2 separate regions of the Homo sapiens genome follow, and region 1 is linked to region 2. The links are chromatin loops, found by intact Hi-C in ENCODE. Cell type or tissue: heart left ventricle. All regions are shown on one strand. Each heading gives the region's core, and the rest is flanking DNA. Links, peaks and the distances in the headings are about the cores only. Region 1 has its middle 16 kb from the start of CRYBB2. Region 2 overlaps MYO18B (myosin XVIIIB).

Evidence for each region. A loop is a pair of places that touch in the nucleus more often than their neighbours do. Peaks named below come from ENCODE experiments on the same cell type or tissue, not always from the same donor. Only the 100,000 strongest peaks of a DNase experiment are listed, where the experiment ranks them.
Region 1: a loop joins it to region 2, with 4 times the contacts of the local background. A loop is called at or near these places in 19 of 110 quality-filtered maps.

The regions. Positions count from the first base shown.
Region 1 is chr22:25,233,201-25,238,573 of GRCh38, reverse strand. No RefSeq gene overlaps it. Among named protein-coding and RNA genes, the nearest start is that of CRYBB2, 16 kb to the right of the region's middle. In heart left ventricle, for the core only: a CTCF peak has its summit at 2,557 (motif pointing left); a DNase peak (open chromatin) is centred at 2,523; H3K27me3 peaks cover 2,251 bases.
Region 2 is chr22:25,777,576-25,782,948 of GRCh38, reverse strand. MYO18B (myosin XVIIIB) reads right to left here. Exons shown (of 44, transcript NM_032608.7): 8 at 5,168-5,366; 9 at 2,751-2,893; 10 at 1,115-1,215. Among named protein-coding and RNA genes, the nearest start is that of MYO18B, 38 kb to the right of the region's middle. RefSeq lists enhancers at 4,829-5,329, 5,330-5,373. In heart left ventricle, for the core only: a CTCF peak has its summit at 4,877 (motif pointing right); DNase peaks (open chromatin) are centred at 2,798 and 5,287.

The DNA.
Region 1 (5,373 bases), core at 289-5,288, 540 kb after region 2:
TAGTATTGGCTGATGTCTGAGTTTGGGTTTAAAATTATTAGCTTTGAGCAAGCTTCAGACCTTTGTAAGCATTGAGGGGGAGGCGAGAGGTTTTACCTTTTCCCCCTCCCTCCCGCTGTATCTCCAATTTCCTCCAGTTTCACCTGCCTGCCCACCCCCCGCCCCGCCCCCGCCACCCCCTCTGAGCTGACCTGGCCTGGGGCTGCGCCTGGACCTGATTTTCATAAAACCTCCCTCCCAGTTCTCATGCACACCCCACGGCTCAGCATCTTGGGTTCTCTCAGCTCCACTAACCAGGGGCTGCCCTAGGAGGGAGCAGGACTCCCTGGCAACAGGTGACAAGGTAGGCTTGACAGGCAGGCTCCTTTGCTTTGTGTCTCTGGTACATGGAGCAGTGGCAGCGTGGAAGAGATTCCCCAATCACTATTCAATGAATGAATGAAGAGCGAAAAGGCAACTAGGCTGTCATTTATTGAGCAACTACTTCGTGTCAGCTCGGTGACCAGGTGTCTGAGAATTACCAATGGAATAAAAACCCCCGTATGGCCCTTGGTCAGATGAGGAAAGAGAGTCTCAGAGAGGTAAGGTCATTTGCCTGCCGTCACAGGGTCAATGAGTAGGAGATCTGGGACTTGACTCCAGTCCTGCCTGACTCCAGGGGCCTCTGGCTCCACTGCCTGACTTGGGGCTGTTTTCACTGCCTCTCTTAGGGCTGCCCTGTGGCTTCCTACCTGTTTCTGCCAGACTCCAGCCCACTTCCCAGGGACTAGTCTGGCTGCTGAGTCCGGCTCTCCAACACCAAGAACTAGTTGCCCTGAAACCCAAGGCTCATACAGATGGTCAGGAGGGCCCTCCGCAGGCTGCTTAGAGACAGCGTCTGTCCACCTTCATAAGCCCACCTGCTCCAGCTGCCCGTCCCTCCACCACATCAGGCTAGGGGATGAGGTTGGGGCCTGGCTGAGTGGCTGCATCTGGGATTGAGCTGACCCTGGGGACATGACAGTGAGGAGGAGAGGAAGGAGAGAAGGTGGAGGTTGGAGAAAAGTGGGGCTGCAGAGCAGGAGAAACCATAGGACCAGGAGGAAGAGCAGGGAAAGGGCAAAGAAGAAGAGGGAAGCAGAGGAAGGGCGGCAGGAGGAAGATGGGAGTGCTCAAGAAGTTTATAGGAGCCATTGGTTTGGACTGAGCTCCTGCCCTAGGCCCCACAGACCAAACCAAAATGGAGTTGCTCGTGCTTACGTGCCACACCAGCAAGCCCAAACCAAGGTGTTTGCCCTGCCTTCCAGTTTCAGCCGATAGGAGAACGAAGTTCCCTAGGATTTAACCTTTACAACGAAAGTAACTTTGAAAGGACCATTCTGCTTTATTGTTCTCTGTGTCTTCTTCCTTCTGCCCATTGCCATCTGTAAAGAAATCTCTTCTGTTCAACTCATCTGGACACACATTCTACTTTACAGAATGAGGTGTTGCCCAATTCTAGAATGGCAAATAGAAGTCATTTAAGGGCTGGGCGCGGTGGCTCACGCCTGTAATCCCAGCACTTTGGGAGGCCGAGTCGGGTGGATCATCTGAGGTCAGGAGTTCAAAACCAGCCTGACCAATATGGTGAAACCCCCTTTCTACTAAAAATACAAAAATAAAAATAGCCGGGGGTGGTGGCATGTACCTGTAGTCCCAGCTACTCCGAAGGCTGAGACAGGAGAATTGCTTAAACCCGGGAGGTGGAGGTTGCAGTGAGCTGAGATCGTGCCACCGCACTCCAGCCTGGGTGACTGAGCGAGATTCCATCTCAAAAACAAAAACAAAAAGAAACAAACAAACAAAAGTCAATTAAGGCCTTTAAACTAAATTTGTTGTAATTTTGTGACAGGAATGAATGAGTTGGTGAATGAACATGTGGAAGGGGTTTCCATCCAGGCCATCTGGCAAACTCCTACTCCTCTTACAAAACCCAAGCCTCCTCCTCCCGGGAGCCTTCCCTGCTCCCACCCCGACCCCCACAGCCACCTCTGAGCACTTCTCACACTGCGCTCCTTTACCCAGGGCCTTGCTGTGTGCCTGGCTCTGCCCTAAACTTCACAAGCGTCATGTCCTGGACTCTTCACTGCAATCCTCTGAGCGGCACTATTATTGCTCCCATTTTAGAGGAAACTGAAGCACGGAGCGGTTGCTCTGTCACCTACCTGAGTGGCGGGCTTTGCTCCGCGGCTTCCAGTGACATCGTGAGTGAGAAAGCGCTTCGGAATCTTGGAATAACCTTCCTAAGGCAAAGAATGGTTGGTGGATTTGATTTTTTTTTCTCCCCCTCCCAACAAGTTTTGGAAAGCAAGGCTGCAGAAAGACACGGGATTCTAGAGGCCTGCCCAGGCACTGTCAGCGGCCCAGGGGCAAGACTGTCTGAGCTCCAGGCCCTCTGAGCCTCAGTTTCCCTACTGAGGGAGGCGAGGCGCGGAGGCCCCGCCCAGCGTGGGCTGCCCGCCTGTGACTGACGGCGCTTGCCTCCAATCAGGGCCTGCGCAGCTCGGGCCGCCCGGCCAGGAGCCCCGAGGATGACGTTTTGCTGACACCTGGTGGCTGCAGGGGAAGTGTCGCCTTGAGGACGGGAAGAAAGGGCCAGCGAGGACGGACAGGGCACTCTCTAGGAAAGTCACCAGGAAGGCTGGAAATCCGAGGTCAAGGCTTTGGCAGGGTCGGGTCCCTCTGGGGGCTGCGAGTGATAATCTTCTCCGTGTTTCTCTCCTAGCCTCTGGTGGGTGGCCGGCAATCTGCGGCACTCTTTGCCTTGCAGAAACATCACCCCATCATCTTCACATGACATTCTCCCTGTGTGCGTGGCTGTCTCCAAGTTTCCCATTTTCATAGACACCAGTCACATTCCATTAGGGGCCCACACTACTCCAGTGTGATCTACTCTTAAAATAACTAATTACATTTGGCCGGGCATGGTAGCTCACACCTGCAGTCACAGCACTTTGGGAGGTGGAGACGGGAGGATTGCTTGAGGCCAAGAGTTCGAGACCAGCCTGGGCAACACAGTAAGACACCCCCCCACCCCCCAAATCTCTACATAAAATAAAAAATAAAAAAGTTAGCAGGTGTGGTCACACACGCCTGCGGTCTCAGCTTCTCCAGAGGTTGAGGCAACAGGATCACTTGAAAGCCCAGGAGTTGGAGGCTGCAGTGAGATATGATTGTGCCACCACACTCCAGCCTGGACAACGGAGTGAGACCCTATCGCATAAAAAAAACTGCACTTGCAATGACCCAGTTTCCAAATAAGGTCACATTCTCTAAGGTATTGAGGATTAGGATTTCAGCATATGAATTTGGGGGGTTCTCATTCAACCCATAATAATCACCATTGCTCTACTCTCCAACTATTACAATCCCCCCAGAGTGAGAGCTTCTAGGGGCAGGGAATCTGTTTTACTTTGTATCCCTACTCTGCCCAGTTCCAGGAGTGAAATAGGCACTCAATAGATATTGATTGAAGAATCAATGAAGAAATGGATGAGAGTAACATTTATTTAGCACTTACTAATTTCCACCTTTATGATAATCATTTTAACCACTTTAACAGGGTTTTCCATGTGCCACCCCCCCCCCCATCTCTGCATTCCAGCCACCACCGTGCCTTTGTGGAGTTTCTCAGAGCTACCAGGCTCCTCCCACCACAGGGCCTTTGCACGTGCCACTGTCATCAGGACACTCTTCTTTGGCCTCTTTACCCTTGCAACTTCTACTCCTCCTTGAGATCTCAGCTCGAGTCTTTTCCTCAAGGAAGTAGCTTAGACTTGTGCAGATTCTGTTTTTTAACTTTTATTTTAGGTTCGGGGATACATGTGCAGGTTTGTTATAAACTAGTGCCATGGGGGTTTGCTGTAGATTATTTCATCACTCAGGTACTAAGCCAAGTATCCAAATAGGCACTCAATGGGTATTGATTGAAGAATGAATGAAGAAATAGATGATAGTAACATTTATTGAGCACTTACTGGTTTTTTTTAACATTATTTATTTATGTATTTATTCATTTATTTTTGAGATGGAGTCTCACTCTGTCGCCCAGGCTGGAGTGCAGCGGCTCGATCTCGACTCACTGCAACCTCTGCCTCCTGGGTTCAAGCAATTCTTCTGCCTCGGCCGCCCGAGTAGCTGGGATTACAGGTGCCCGCCACCACACCCGGCTAATTTTTTGTATTTTTAGTAGAGATGAGGTTTCACCGTGTTAGCCAGGATGGCCTCGATCTCCTGACCTCATGATCTGCCCACCTCCGCCTCTCAAAGTGCTGGGGTTACAGGCATGAGCCACCTTGCCCTGCCTTTTTTTTTTTTTAATATTTTAAGTTCTGGGATACATGTGCAGAGCGTGCAGGTTTGTTACACAGGTATACATGTGCCATGGTGGTTTGCTGCACTCATCAACTCGTCATCTAGGTTTTAAGCCCTGCATGCATTTGGTATTTGTCCTAATGCTCTCTCTCCCCTTGTCCCCCACCCCATGACAGGCCTCTGTGTGTGATGTTCCCCTCCCTATGTCCATGTGTTCTCATTGTTCAACTCCTACTTATGAGTGAGAACATGTGGTGTTTGGTTTTCTGCTTCTGTGTTAGTTTGCTGAGAATGATGGTTTCCAGCTGCATCCATGTCCCTGCAAAGGACATGTACTCATTCTTTTTTATGGCTGCATAGTATTCCATGGTGTATATGGAGCACTTATTGGTTTCTACCTTTATGATAATCATTTTAATCACTTTAGCTCATTCAACAAGGTTTTCCACTTTTCCAAATGTGAGGGGATGCTTCTAAGTGGAGTCCTGAAAGGTCAAGAATACCTAAAACATTCCTGAAGAATCATATTATAGGGCAGTGGTCCCCAAATGTTTTGGCACCAGGGATCGATTTTGTGGAAGACAGTTTTTCATGGGCTGTGGGCAGGGGACACATTAGATTCTCATTGGAGCATGCAACCTAGATCCTTTCCATGTGCAGTTCACAATAGGGTTTGCACCCCTATGAGAATCTAATGCTGCCGCTGGTCTGACGGGAGGCGGAGCTCAGGCTGTAATCCCCACCTCCTGCTGTGCAGCCCCCATTCCAGGCCACCGGAGGCCCGGGGGTGGAGGGCCTATAAAATCACCCCACCTGTGGGGAAGGGGATAGATCAGCAAGGTGACACTGCACCACAGTGCAGGAAATGGACCCCTTCATGAATGATTTTAGGACACTGGACGTCCAAAGTGGAAAAAAAAGAAAAAGAAACTGAATCTCTACCATACACTACATACAAGAATCAGCTCCAGAGGGATTAAGAACGCAAATGTGAAGAGCAAAAGTTTTAAAAGTTTAGGGGAAGAAAATATATTGGAGAAT
Region 2 (5,373 bases), core at 294-5,293:
CATACAAATCCACACAGCCTTGTCCTCGAGTCTGTGGTACCTGTCACTCTGCTATACCACCCCACTCCAAGTTCTTCTACAGATTCTCAAGATCTTCTAGAAGTTTCCCTGCTGCTCAGTTACAATCACTCTAAAAACTGGGAGTTCCCTCTCTACTCTGCCTTCTCTCTGCAGGTTACAGCTGTCCCTCCAGCCTTAGCCAGGACACTCCAGACAGGTTGAGGCTGTCCTTCAGATGGGGAGGGAAGGTTGGGGAACAAACAATGGTGAGGTTAGAGCACAGTAACCACAAATTATCACCCCTCATGTGGGAAAACCCACTTTTTCCTCTCCCCGACACTTCACTAGGACCATGCCCATCCATCCAACAGAGGAGGAAACCAAGGCTCTGGGAGAGGAAGCCACATGAGCCACATGCCTAAGGATGCCCTGTAGATTTGGGGAAGGGCAGAGATGGCTTTTTAGGCCACCTCCTCCAGGAGGCCCTCCAAGATGAGGCTTGCCTGACTACCCAGCTCACTGCTCCACTCAGCTCCAGGTCCATCCTGAGGAACCTCATGTAGGCATACCCTACCATACACCCAAAGCTCCCACAAAAGTTTAGAAACTTCTGGAAGACATGGGGGTCTGCTGTCCCTCTCCCTCTTCCCATACCGCTGCCAGGGCCAGTACTGACATGCCACTATCACAGCAGACAGCCTTGACTCCCAGCATTTATAAAGAGCTGAATGTAAATTATCTCTCTTAATCCTATAAGGTCTATGCAAGGTGTTGTTTCCACATTACAAAGGAAGAAACCGAGGCTCAGGGTGGATGACATGTGACCTATAAAGAGCTGAATGTAAATTATCTCTCTTAATCCTATAAGGTCTATGCAAGGTGTTGTTTCCACATTACAAAGGAAGAAACCGCGGCTCAGGGTGGATGACATGTGACCAAAGTCACCCAGCCCATGAGCTGCGTGTACCCAGACAGCTGGAATCGGACGCCATGTTCCTAATCCCTGGGTCCCACGGCCTCTCAGTGCTGGGCAGAAGCTAAGGCTGGGCCCCCAAAGAACATGTGCCCTTTGTCGCACTGCCCTCAGCTGTCTCTTCCTGCCCCAAGTGCTCACCTGAGATCCAAGTCCAATCCAGCCAGCATCTGGGAGAAAACCAGGAAGTTACTTTCCCCTTCCGGCTGCCGTGCCACGCGGCTCTTCTCCAAAAGCATTGTCTGCAGGGAGAGAAGAGGGGCACCCAGTCAGTGCTTTGGGTACATCTGCACATGCCTGAAGTGCAGCTACCCAGAAGCCCCATTGGGGTGCCCCACTCTGATCCACTCTTTTTTTTTTTTTTTTGAGACGGAGTCTCGCTCTGTTGCCCAGGCTGGAGTGCGGTGGCGTGATCTCGGCTCACTGCAAGCTCCGCCTCCCAGCTTCACGCTATTCTCCTGCCTCAGCCTCCCGAGTAGCTGGGACCACAGGCGCCCACCACCACGCCCGGCTAATTTTTTTGTTTTTTTAGTAGAGACGGGGTTTCACCGCATTAGCCAGGATAGTGTCAATCTCCTGACCTCATGATCCACCCGTCTCAGCCTCCCAAAGTGCTGGGATTACAGGCGTGAGCCACCACGCCCAGCCTCTGATCCACTCTTCGAGACAACATCTCAGGTCCAAATTAATTTTGCTGGCAACCTCCACGTCAGAACTTCTCAATCCTTTGTCTCACTAATTCAGAGTCCACCTAGGAAATTAACTAATGCAATAGATTCATTTCAATTAAGGTATCAAAGGTAATAACAATCAAATGAGGCCACCTTCCAACATATTCCCTTTTTAATAGAAGCCTTTAATACCTTAACCCAAATAGTGATTAAGGGTAGGATTTCAGGGCCAGGACAGAAAAGGGACTTATTTGGCATGAAGGGGTTTTCCTTGAGTCTGGATATTATACCAGCTCCATGTTACAAACAACCCTTCTAATAACCTAATCCTATTTTCTGTTCAAACAGGATGTTTGAGGGAGACGGGGAGGAGTATGGGTGATTTTGGAGATAGGAACAAACAGGCCATGTGTTCGTCACACGCGGACTGCTGCAGAAGGCTGGCAAGCGTCTGTTTAATTTCAACTTGCGCTTTTAAGACCCGGCTAATGACAGCCTGAATTCTCTATTTGCTCATGAATATTTCATCCGCCTGAAAGTCTGAAGCACAGACGGGCTGGCTTGCTCCAGAAGGGGACGTTCCAGGGCACCTAGCGAGGTGGGGAGCAACTGGCCCCAGCTAGGGGATCCATGACCATTTCATTATTTTATTATTATTATTACTATTTTCTTTCTTTCTTTTTTTTTTTTTTTTTTTTTTTTTTTTTTTTTTTTGAGATGGAGTTTCGCTCTTGCTGCCCAGGCTGGAGTGCAGTGGCACAATCTCGGCTCACTACAACCTCCGCCTCCTGGGTTCAAGGGATTCTCCTGCCTCAGCCTCCCGAGTAGCTGAGATTACAGGCACCTGCCACCACACTTGGCTAATTTTTGCATCTTAGTAGAGACGGGGTTTTACCATGTTGGTCAGGCTGGTCTCAAACCCCAGACCTCAGGTGATCCACCCACCTCAGCCTCCCAAAGTGCTGGGATTACAGGCCTGAGCCACCGCCATGACCATTTCAGACACATCCTAGAGTCCCAGCTGGAGGCGTGGGCTCTGCTGAGTCCCGGGGTTAGAGACACAGCAGCCCCAAGGGCCCCCTTGCACATCCCCCGAGAGGCCTCACCTGGAGCTGAGCAGCTGTGATGCGGCCTGTAGCGTTGAAGTCCAGCGACATCACCATGGAGAACCGGGTGGCACTGCGGCTGTGGGCCATGGACACAGAGCCGAAGGCCCGGAGGACAGTGAAGGTGGCTCGGATCTTCTCCACTGTTGGGGGCAGCATGGGGCCACATGTCACTGATGGCCCAGGTGCTGCCACTGCCACCTCACACAGGTCCACCTTTTCCACGGCCCCTGCTTGGGCCAGTCCCCATCCTGGCCTCAGCCCCCGGTGGGCTTCCTGTGAGCTTCCTGCCACCCACTCCCTGCCCAACCCAACTATAAACCACATACATTTCACTGAGCACCGATTGCTGGGCTGAACCTGTACTACCAGCTCTAGTGTAGGGGAAACAAGACTCAATCTAGAAGGGCCAGGGCTAGGCACAATCTGGGTAACAGAGGCTGCCCTAGGGCTTCCCAGACCTAATGGAGCCTAGGAAGAGGTGAGGATAACATTCTAGGGCCTGCACTCACAGCTTAGAGGCAGGCTTGCAAAATCCTATAATCTCCCCACTACTATTCATTGCATACCTACAATGCAACAAGCACTGTGCTAAGCACCTCGATACAGCCTGACCTGACTTCCACCCTCAGACACATGCGATTCACAGCACAACTACATTGTGAGAGACTGTGCCTCTTCCCACTGTATCTCTAGCTTTTAGCATGAGCCAGATGTAGAGTAGGTGTTCAGCAAAACACTGGAATAACCCCAGTGGAGAAGCAGTATAGCCCAGCAGTTAAAAGAGATTGAGGATCTGCCCTTTCCTGGTTACCTGATTTGGGGCAAATTAATTAACTAGTTAATTCATTAATAATTAACTAATTAAATCTAGTCCTCATGTGGCTGTCATGAGGACCAAAAGATTTAATAATGTCACATGCTTAGAAAATATTCCAAAAGTGGAACTGTTATTATAGTTATTATTATTAGAAACACAATATTCCCTGCATCATATATTCTCAGTGGGGAGGATATTGCCCCTGAGAAGAGCAAAAACTGATTCTTAGAAGTGGTGGTAAAAAAAATTTTACTCTTTTTATGTATAAAGCACAAATACACATAAAGGAATATATAGCTTATCTGTGGTATTAACATTTCATCATAGGGGAAATGATTAAGGGGAATAAATGTCTTAAAAGGCTTTTCAGAGTGTGCAATAATGAAAAAAAGCTGAGAACACTGCCACAATGGTTAGAGTTCTACAGCCAGTAGGCCTGGGTTTGAATCTCAGCGCTAGGAGTATTTGCTGTGTGACATCAGGCAAGCTAGTTAACGTCTCTGAATCTCAATGCCTTCAATCTATAAAATATAAAATAATAATACCTACCTTATAGGGCTGTTTTAGATTAAAAAAAAAAAAGTTCAGGTTGGGCACAGTGACTCACACCTATAATCCCAGCACTTTTGAAGGCCAAGGTGGGTGGATCACTTGAGCCCAGGAGTTCTAAACCAGCCTGGACAACATGGTGAAGCCCCATCTCTACAAAAAAATACAAAAAATAAAAATAAAATAGCCAAGGGTGGTGGCGTGTACCTGTAGTCCCAGCTACTCAGGAGGCTGAGGTGGGAGGATCACTTAAGCCTTGGAGGTCAAGGCTGCAGTAAGCTGGGATCACACCACTGCACTCCAGCCTGGGTGAGAGAGTGAGACCCCGTCTCAATAATAATAATAATAATAAAGTTAGTATCCTTAGAATAGGGCCTGGTACATTAGGCTTCAGCAAGCATTTACTCTGATGGTTATTAATATTGTAGTTGTTATTATTAATTGGTACTCTTTTTTAAGGCCCAGATCAAATATCACATCCTAAAAAAAGCCCTCCTGCAGCCCTCCTCTGCGCTCCCTGAGTTTCTTCCCTAGCCTGCCCTGCCAGCACTTTTTGAAGAACATTCAAGTTTTGAACGTAGGTACAGTTCAATTTCCTCTCTGGCTATTAGCTTCTCATGAGTGTAGACTCTGCCCTTGAAGCTTCACTCTTCGAGTCCTCTGTTCAGTTCCGCAAGTTGTGCACTGCCCAAAGACACCACATCCCAGGGGTGCATCATTCACATCACACTCTCCTAGATTTGTGTACGTCTATTAGGACGATTTCCCAGCAGATGGCAGTCAAGTATCCGGTTCTAACAATGTCCATGTATGATGATTGTTCTGCAAACGGCCGTCAATGTCTTGAGGAAGGAGTACCTTATTCTAATTTCAACAAATGCATCCCAATGACCTAGGGATAGCCCTGCCCAGTAGCAAGCATGGGGTCTGCACATATCTGGTGCTCAGTGAATGCTAGCTGAATGAATATAAGAAAGCAGCTCAGCATCCCCTTCCAACTCTCCCCGTGCTGACCCCAACTCTCCATGTCACCTAGAGACCACCATACCTGAGACCCTGCCATCCACACTGCCTGCCATCCCCACCAGGTGTTCCAGGACCTGCTCACAGCAGGTGGTCTTCCCAGCGCCACTCCAGCCCAGGGCCACAATGCTCTGGTCTCTCCGCTGGTTCAGCAGCGCCCAGTATGCCCGCTGTGCCATGGAGCCAATGTGGGCAGGCAGGCCATCCCGGCGGCCCTTGGGCACCTGCAGG